Linked DNA regions of Homo sapiens: region 2 is linked to region 1. Evidence: read pairs that join two places in POLR2A ChIA-PET (ENCODE). Cell type or tissue: IMR-90. All regions are shown on one strand.

What was found. ChIA-PET counts read pairs that join two places held together with the same protein. Peaks named below come from ENCODE experiments on the same cell type or tissue, not always from the same donor. Only the 100,000 strongest peaks of a DNase experiment are listed, where the experiment ranks them.
Region 2: POLR2A ChIA-PET joins it to region 1 with 7 read pairs; 2 of 35 experiments call an interaction of 5 or more read pairs at or near these places.

Annotation. Positions count from the first base shown.
Region 1 is chrX:63,511,399-63,516,398 of GRCh38, forward strand. All of the region lies in intron 1 of LINC01278 (long intergenic non-protein coding RNA 1278), which reads right to left. Among named protein-coding and RNA genes, the nearest start is that of LINC01278, 47 kb to the right of the region's middle. In IMR-90, no CTCF peak of the experiment used is centred here; a DNase peak (open chromatin) is centred at 2,993; H3K27ac peaks cover 516 bases.
Region 2 is chrX:63,674,399-63,679,398 of GRCh38, forward strand. It overlaps ARHGEF9 (Cdc42 guanine nucleotide exchange factor 9), which reads right to left. Exons shown (of 10, transcript NM_001353921.2): 5 at 3,942-4,174. Among named protein-coding and RNA genes, the nearest start is that of ARHGEF9-IT1, 5.4 kb to the left of the region's middle. In IMR-90, no CTCF peak of the experiment used is centred here; no DNase peak of the experiment used is centred here.

The DNA.
Region 1 (5,000 bases):
GTGTTGACTCAAGGATTCATGTTTCTCATTTTATAAAAGCGGCTCTACCAGAGTGGACATTTTCTATCACCAGACATGCTCAATTAAAGCTGACCTGCAATCTTCCTGATCAGCACCGCAAGTAACTGACATTTGCTGTAGTCTGCTTCTGCTTAAGATACTGGTTCAGGCCTGTATAACCAGTTCCTCATGATTCCAATGATTACTGTGCCTGAAATTTTCATCTCCTTTTTCTGTTGACCGGAATATTATGTTTTTAGGCTGCCTTCATATTGTAGGAATCCTCTCTTGGTGGTTTTGGTAAAATAATCATATATATATATATATATATATGTATATATATATATACACATACACACACATATATACACACACACATATATACACATTTATATACACACACACACACACACACACATATATATTAAGATATAGCATACTAGTCTTATTGTTAATATATGTACTTTAGCAACATGCCCATGATCAAGCTTCAGTTTTTACTGTCCCTAATTAATTGAATTACAGCATGGAGAAATAGTTCTCTGGTTCATATCTCATAAACTGCTATTACATTTGGAAATCTAACAAGATGCTGGGTTTGCCACCCTAAACCACCAACAACTTTCGACGACAGTGACCCATTGCTACATTCTGTCCTAAATGCCACCAGTATTTCTAATTGTACTCATAACCCAATTCAGGGGTCACATAAAACAAAACCAAATAGGTCTGTCTGATTCATTCTAACCTGCCATGTTTCAATTTAACCCATCAGAATCTCACAGTCAAAACAACTGCTGCCTCACTCTGAAATGACAGTGGTAAAAACCATGATGCTGCTAGAATGTTAAAAGAAAAACAATCGCTCCTGCTATCAGGATCCAGTCTTTTCTCTTGATCTAACATTTCTGACCCATGGTTTAAAAATGTCCCAAAACTGATATATTGAAATTATAGTACACTCACCTCTACTCCACTAGGATTTACTTTTGTCTGTGAAGGAGATCACAGACATTTACTTTTGTCTGTGAAGGAAATCACAGACATTTACTTTTGTCTGTGAAGGAGATTTTATATCCATGGATATAAAAATATCTAAGGGCATAGAATGAGGAATAGTAGTGTCTTTTAAAATACTTGGTTTTATATATATATATGTATGTATATATATATATATGTGTATATATATATGTATGTATATATATATGTGTATATATATATGTATGTGTATATATATATGTATGTGTGTGTGTGTATATATATATATATATATATATATATATGGCTCAGAAGAAATCCAATATTGGACTAGTTCCTTCAAACTTTTCTCTGAGCATGACTAATGATCTATTTGAGATAAAGATTCTATTTGAGGGGAACCTGTTAATTATCTGACGGACCATCAAGAAGATAGTTCCATGCATGCTTTTGGAAGAGTGTTTTTGCCTTGGCGGGTTGTTGCTTCCCATTAACACATGATTAGAAGTCTTTCTATAACCTTAGGAAAGATTGCTAATGAAACTGCTACTTCTTCAGCAAATCAAAAAAACCTACTAATTCACTAGCTAAGGCTGTACTAGAAAATCACATTGCTTTATATATTAGCTGAACAGGGATGTATATGTGTGGTGGCAAATATTCTTTGTTGTGTATACATAAACACTTCCTATGAAGTAGAAACTCATCTATGGAAAATTAGAAAAGAAGCCACTTAACTATAGCAAATCTCTAAAGAAGAACCAGCATTTAATTTTCTTCCTGATGTTTTAGTTTGCTCCATGAGGAAATAGTTTCCCTTTTTCTATTTGGCATATAAATTTTCTTGCTGATTATAATTCTTATGTACATTACATTTTTATTATCCAAATTATTAATGTTATGTATTTGTCATTTCTTTTCATTTTCTGAGAAAACTACATTCATGGTTCTCCAAAGAATAGAGATTATTCAGCAAGTGACACCAGCTGTATAGATCAGTGACTTGACAGGTCTCATTTTTTGCCACTCTGTGATACCATCCCAATTTGGCTTTTGGGTGCTTTTCAAAATTCCTTGCTGAGATGTCTCCTTTCCTTCCCTCTACCTAGCATGGAATGAGATTACCAGGGAATGTGCTTTCCCAATGATGAGGGACATCTTCACGCTGGGACTTTGAAAGAACTATCCAGGAATGAGCTTTTCCAGCAATGAGGGACATCTTGACACACAGATTTTGATCATCAATGTTTTCAAGAAGAAACACTTTTTATCAAAAAAGAGAAATGAGTAAAGAAAAGAACTTCTATCTGAGGAATGTGAGCCCTTTCAAATTATCAGGCCCAGAAAGGCATTCAAATGAAATAACAATCACATCCTACTTCCCCCCATTTGGAGCTATGTATTTATCTATAAAAACTGCAAACTCTTGCCACAGGTAGCTACAAATTAATCTAATAATGCTACACTGGACACAATATCCAACACCCTATACCATAAAAATATATAGCCAATCAATAATCAACGTAATTTCTGTAAACCAGTGAAAATTCCTGACGAACAACTTTGTGATAGCCCACTGCCTGCCATTTTTTGCCTTCAAAAACCTGCTTGTAACACAGGCCAAATGGAGCTCATATCCAAGGTTACTTGGGTCTGAGTCTTCCAGGCAGCTTTCCTTACTTTGGCTCAGGTTAACTCTTTCAATCATATTTTGTGCTTTAGCCTCTTCTTTTGGGATTGACACCAGGCAGATGTATCTGAGACACAGAAACAACGTCTCATAGAATCTCATATCTCTGAAGGTTTGTTACATTTTTTACTTATTTCAGTAAAATTTTCAGAAAGTTTTTGGAGGAAATAATTGAGGAGTTTCACTGGAAAACAATGCTTTCCCCAGAGAGCATAAAATAACATCCAGCAACATCTGGCAGTTTTGGCTATATCTCAATGAGCTTTGCTTTGGCATGGCCTCAAGGAAAAACAAATAAAAAGCATTGCTGAGACAACTGCTTAAGGTCGGAGCATTCCAAATGGCAGAGGAAGCCATGATCTGGCCGCTGTGGAATGAAGTATGATGGGAAGAGAGTGATGTGTGTGAGCTCAAGGTGAACTGTCAGTATAATGGCATAGATACACTATCAAAGTGTGCCAAAGATCCATTCCAATAAAAACATTCACTATTGCCTCAATACACCTCAATGCAAACATCCATGCCTCTTTGTATCAGTAGCAGAGGCAGAATTTCCTTTCTATTTTTCCCACTTTTGTTTAAGACACAGTAATTCCATGTCTTTAGGCCTGAATTTGATTCCTTCCTCTTCTTCAACTCTCATATCCAATAAAGTATATTGGAAATCTCTGATTTAAAATACTTTGACTTGTGCTCCCTCTCTTGTGGCCAAAATTCCACTTAGATTGCCTAATAACTGTGCTGATGTTAAAAATGAAGCCCAGATAACTTCTTACTCTATCAGTTGCAATCACTGACAAGCCTGTCTGCAGCTAACTACTATAGAAATGGGAGAGAGCAAGAGATCAGGGAAGAAGACATTGTCTTGGAAACTGCCTCTCTCCAAATATGTGTATATGTATAAAATTGCAAATAACAATTCAAGCAGAAATCCCTAATTTTGAATTCAGTCCAAAGATTCTTGAACAATGAATTGCTCCAAGGCATTGTCATTCCCAATTTCACTGGATTCATATTTAAGTATCCTCAGTTGATATACATAATATTTATCTGAAAGAAACATAAGCAGCTTTTTTACACTAATTGATTTTATGTATTTAATAATCATCTGTAAATGAATATAGATGTTTTATTTAATTTTCATTTCTTTTTATTATCAATTTTGATATTTCATTGTATTAAATGGGTTTCTAGGAATTTTATGTCAAAATATTACTTCGTCCTTCGGGAAATAAGCATCTGAGTTAAGGACTGACTTGAAATCATTGTCAAAGAAATAACTGAGGCTTAAATTAGGAGACGTCTCTAGTGTAAAGAACCTGGAATGAGCCAGGAGATCTGGATTCCAGTTCCTTTTGAGAAGCTAAAACACTGTGTGATCCTGGCCATGTCTCTTAACAGTTTTGGGCCTCAATTTTTCTAAGCATAAAATGAGCATTTCGATAGTATTATTTTTAAAGTTCAGGTGGAGTTTTTCTCTTTTCTACATTCCTCAGTACTTATTTATAACATGCATTAGCATTCAAGTTATTGCTGTCTCTAAGTGCTTAAACTTCCTAACTAGAATATAAATTCCCTGAGGCAGAAGATCTGTACTTCCAGAACACCTTCAGTGTTTAGCAGTATTGGACATATAGTATGTATGGCATACAATCACCCAAGATAAGTGAAATTTAACTGGGTTGGCTTAACTACACAGCTACTGCTTCTCTACTTTTGTCCTCAGTTTTGCACTGTAAAAAAAAAAAAAAAAAAAAAAAACCTTTTTGTGTTTTAGTTCAGGCTATTATGATCAAACTCCAAATGTATTCATGTATACCCAATCCACAAAGCTAATTTACCAACTGGAATCTCAGTTTATTCTTTTAACATGACCATTGTAAGTTCCAAGGGAACATTTTCTGCAAATTACAGCATACAACGGGATGCTTCCTAAAAACAGTTGGCACAGCAGAATACCTGAATATCAGAGAACAGCACTAAGCAATAGGGGCTGCTAGAGCAGCAGGAAAGAACTTAAGAAAAATTATTTTGCTGAGAGAAGGTAGTTATCAGAGAACATATAAAAATTATTTTTCCTCTATGGAAATCAAAGAAATGTAAGATGAAAAAAGAATAGTATATCCTGTTTTAGCTGGTTGTGCTAAGTATAGATGAAGACATACACAGCAGAATTTAGTAGAACTTAGACTCTCTGACAGTTGAGAACAACAGTGAATTTGACAATGTTTTCTAGACCAAGTATATATTTTTGTACTGATGAAGAAATTTTCTAAATCATATTATGCAATAATTTAAAAACAACTGCCCTGATTATTTGCAAACATGGTCA
Region 2 (5,000 bases), 160 kb after region 1:
AGAATTAAAGAAAGAGGAGAGAAACATGAAGGATGGCTTTTCAGTCAACAGGGACAGGTTGATTTTAAATAAACCTGAGAGGAGCGGCTGGCCGAGTTAGGTCAGAGCCACACTTTCTTACAGACTAAGAGTTTTTAAGGATTCAGGGTGGGAGACTTTATCAGAGGCATAGACTGCTTTTGCGCCTCTTTGTTGTGCTTATCTGGGAAGAGAGAGTTGTGTGTCTGTTCCCATACATCTTTTTGCAGCTGCAGGCATATCCCCTGAGTCTGCTTTCATCTTCTCTATCTTAGTGCACCTGAAGGAAAAGGAATGTGTTTATTAACGCCCACTGTTTTACTGGGGCCCATTGTATGAGGGTGAAGTTTGGCAGTTACTCAAGAGACTTTCCCCCCTACCTCCTTCTGTGCCTGAGCTCTCTTACTGTCTGCTCTTTCTGGCTGCTTGTAGTTAGAAAAGAAGTGATTTCCTTGAAATGCATGAGGCTAGAAAGGGAGCTGGAACTTGAAGTGGCAGTGTTTGTCCAAGATGACGGTGCTCCTGCTCTATCAGGTAGGCCTTCTGAGAAATCACCTTTAAGGTAGAGAGCATACGCTTCTTTAGCCTTTACTCAATCCTGATGCTTGGAATGTTGATGTGATGGCCGAACCTCTGGTAGCCATCTTGGACCATAAGGACAAGGTCAATACCCTAGGTATAGGATAGTAGATAGCTGTAGGGTGCTCATGTTTCTGATGACCATGAGGCCACCATACCAGTCATAAACTTCAGAATACATACTTCTTTTACATGAGAGACAAATGGACCACTATTTTGTTACATCACTTTTTTTGTGTCCTATCTGATACAGCCAGCCAAGGACCAAGAAGGGAGCCTCACACATGACACAGTATAGACCACCTTATCATCTCTTCCATCATCTATTTCTATGGAGCTTCTGCCCAAAATCACTCTGAAATATCCTCACGTTTGCTTTTGCACAATATAGAAACAGAATGTAGCACAGTGGGTAAGAGCATAAAGTCTGAAGCCAGACTTTGTGGGATCAAATGCCAGTTTTTCTCACTGACTAGCAGTATGGCCTTTGGCAAGCCTCACTCCCTCTCTCATTGACTCAATTTCCTCATCTGTAAAATGGGGAAAAGTATAGTTTATTGAAGGTTTCATAAATTAAATACAATCATCCATGTAAACTATTTTACTCTTGGCATATAACAAATGTTAGCAGTACTATTATTACAAATCAAACATTTCCGTAGTAGAGCCATCACATGGGATGCCTCTTAAAACCCCTAGTCTCAGACGTGTAACCCTTGGCCCCACATCCTGGGACTCTGGATAGCAGACGTGTTGAGAGTTACATATCCTATCCAGTTTTTTTCTGCTGTTCTTTTCTGATTTGCAATCAAATGGCTCTTGGGAAAGGCAGATTGATAGTGAGATCTCAGCCATTCAGTGGGGGCAAAAATAAACTGAGAAGACAAGAGGATGCCTTACAGTTCAGTGTTAACACCTTTCTTTAGAGAAACTGAAAATGCCTTGTGGTCACTAGTCTGCTTAATCTCTCAGTACCATTTTTTAAAAAAGGAAGGAGAAAAAAATAGATGTGCAACAACCGCACATCTTTGCACAACTGCACAACTGCACACCCACAACATTGAATAGTGGGTTGATGGACCAAAGAAAGGCAGAGGAAAGGGACTTCTAATTGCCAGGGCAGATCCTACGTAGTACCTCCTCCTAGTTCACATCCCTCACTCCAATCTGTGATCTGCACACCTGTCAGAGCCATGGCTCTCAAACAATGTTACATTATCACCTCCAGTGAAAGGCTTTTCACTATACTTCCTAACCAGTCTATTCTGTCTCAAGACAAATATGTTAGAAAAGTCTTTATTCTGAGCCTCAGTGAATGTTAGCTATTATCAGTTTTTCTTCTGGATCCCATTGCTGACCCATATTGAGCTTATGGCCAACTAACACTTCCTAAGTCTCTTCAAAACACACTCTAGAAGCTGTATCTCTCTCAGCCTGTCCGTGAGCTATTTATTTCTTATCTTAGACCCAATGGAAACACTCTACATTTGTTTCTGTTACATTTCATTCTTTTACAGTTAGTTGCTCCAATGTATGGGGATCTTTTGGGCTCTGTGACATCACCGAAGTTTCTCCTTGGCAAGATGTCTGAGCCTGACACTTAGAAGGAGGTAGAGTGGTGACAGAAGGGAAGATTGCAGCACAGAAGCTGCTAACATAAGTAAGTGCTCCTGCTCTTTGGACCCATTTTCTGCCCCTGTACCTTTCCTTTCTCTGATTTGAGGAGATCAGTGCTCTAAACCACTTTCTTGGAAGTAAAGCACAGAGCTGTACTGTCCAACATGGTAGCTATTAGCCATATTTAATCAAAATTAAGTAAAATTTAAAATTTAGTTCCTCAGTTGCACTAGCTATGTTTCTTAGTACTCAAGTAGTCACATGTGGTGGGTAACTACTATATTGAATAACACAAATATAGACTATTTGCATTGTTGCAGAAAGTTCTACTGGGCAGTCCTGGCATGACAATGTTCATTTCCTCTACACCAAGACTACTCAGTCATGGATTCCTCACTGTCAGTGTCCCATACTGCCTATTTTTGCCATCTTTAGCTGGCTGCCTTTCTCAAAATGGCTAGAGGGGGAATGTGCCCATCTCTAACCTGTCCTACTAGTTTTAGCAGTCGGCAGGAGAAGAAAGGAATAGCTGTGGTCCAGCCTAACCCTGGTCAAAGCCCTCAGATGAGGTCTGGGCCCAGCCTCTTATTGGGGAGAACAACAGAACAAAGATTTTCTACTTCCAGACATGTCAGCTAGCCTCCCTCTTACATGCAGTCTTCATTCTCATCAACTTAAGGAAGGTAGGGTAGGGAATTATATCAATCATCTGTAAGCAAAGTCAGTATTCTTCTCTATTTATCATTCTTCATCTAATCTTCTCCCTCAGGGGCCATTCTGACTGCCTGTATTTCAGCCCTACCTATCTGAACACCTATCTTACTAAGCTTCCAAGCTGGCATCAGCCTTTAGTTGCCTTCAAATCCGAGCTACTCTTGACATGCATGGCAGGAGCCATCATCTTAATACAGATTCCTGAGACCTGCCAAAAGGGGTTGTCTATGTCGTGGGAGTTGTGCTGGGCCCAACGGGTCACTCTGAGAAAGGGCAGAAATTGATGTCGCCTGACACTGCCTGAGCTACTCTACTGTCACTCTGGAGCGCAAGGGGTGAGAGGAGAGGGAATCAGGGACCTAGATGGCAAGAGGACTTTGAAGCAGGAGTTCCAGTCACAAGGTGAAAGTGTACAGAAATGGCAAATCCCAGGCGAATGTCCTATCTTTTTGGTGCCCACCAAACCCCCAAAAAGCTCTGAGGTTGTTTTGGCCTAAGAAACTAACATAGCTTTGAGCTATGCTTAAAAACTTTTTTCTGGAACTTTTAAGATGAATTATGCCATATATAATTTACCTAGTGAATATTATCAGTCCACAAGTATGATTTAGCTCCATTGCTTGGTCTCCTTGGGGCTAACTTTCAGACCCAGATGCATGAGCCATGGGTGTGGGCCAGTTGGTTTGGTTTACATCTTTGGGTTCGTTTTTGGATTGATGCTGCTTCTCTAACAAATCATATCTTATATGCTTTAGTGGTTCTGGAGCCCTAGGCAGATTTCAGATTTTAACCCAAATATAGTGGCAAAGGACCCTCCTTTTGTGTGAGTAACAAAGCCAGTGATAGCTCTGCCTTCTGTACCCTGTTGGCTATGAGGCAATCAAGAATGTATCATCCTGTTTTGCAGATAAGTTAACAGAAGCTCAGAAAGGGCAAAAGGACATGTATTCTCAATGAGAACCAACAGATAGAGGAAGTTCCCTCATTCACTCCTGACTCCCTCGATCCCTTACCTGTGGTCTTGGGCAGTATACTTTAGGAGCTCAGCCAACTGTAAGGGATACTTGCAGATCTTCTGCACTGGAGTCAAAAGGAAACCATCGATAGCAATGTCAATCATCTGCTGCAAGAGGCGACAGGCCTCAAAGAAGTGCTGGTAGCGGCTGTCCTTCATCAGTTTGGAGAGCTCCATGCAAGCATCCAGGTGGTTGTTACAATACTCAGAGTATATCCAGAATCCATCTTGCTGTGGGAAAAGAAAAAAAGGAAAGGAAAAGTCTACCAAGGACCCCAAAAGAAGTCTTGAAGTAATGGAAAGACAGATCATATTCTTAGGCAGAAATATTAAAATGATAATGAGTCAATTATTCTTAAATTGATTCATAATTTAATAATAAATATCAAAACAAATTATTCAGTAACAAGACAAACTGACTGTAAATTTCTTATAGAAAAATGAGTACATAGGAATAGTAGGGACATTCTGTAAAAGAAGGGTAATAAGGGAACACTGGCCCTAATAAGAGTAAAACACAGCATGGAAATAAAACTCTGGGACTGGATCACAAAAAGCAAGAGATCAGTGACTCTACTTCTGGCAATGACAGACTAAGTTGTTGCAGGCAAACCCTGCCACTGAGAGTAGCTGGAAAAGCTAAAAATATAAATAAATATCTGTTTGAAGGAATCACACAATCCAGAGCCTGATATTATCTCCATAAAATGTCCCTAAGGAAACACAATGTGATGAAGTGTTTAGAGGTAAGGAATCTAAGATGTATGCAAGTTAAAACACTAATGGCTGAGAAAAAAATGTATGAGTGTGTGTATATGTATGTATGGACATATAAATATGTACATAAAGAGAGGGGAAGAGGAGAGAGTCAGGAGAGAGAGGGAGAGCACACTCAAATGATAAGACAAAATGGTAAAATGTTAACAACAGGGGAATCTGGGTATTTTTTGTATGGTTCTTATTTTTCAACCTTTCCATAAGTTTGAAATTAATTCCAAGTAAAGTTTTAAAAAAACTCTATAATTTTTATTATATATTGACAAGTACTTAATAAAAG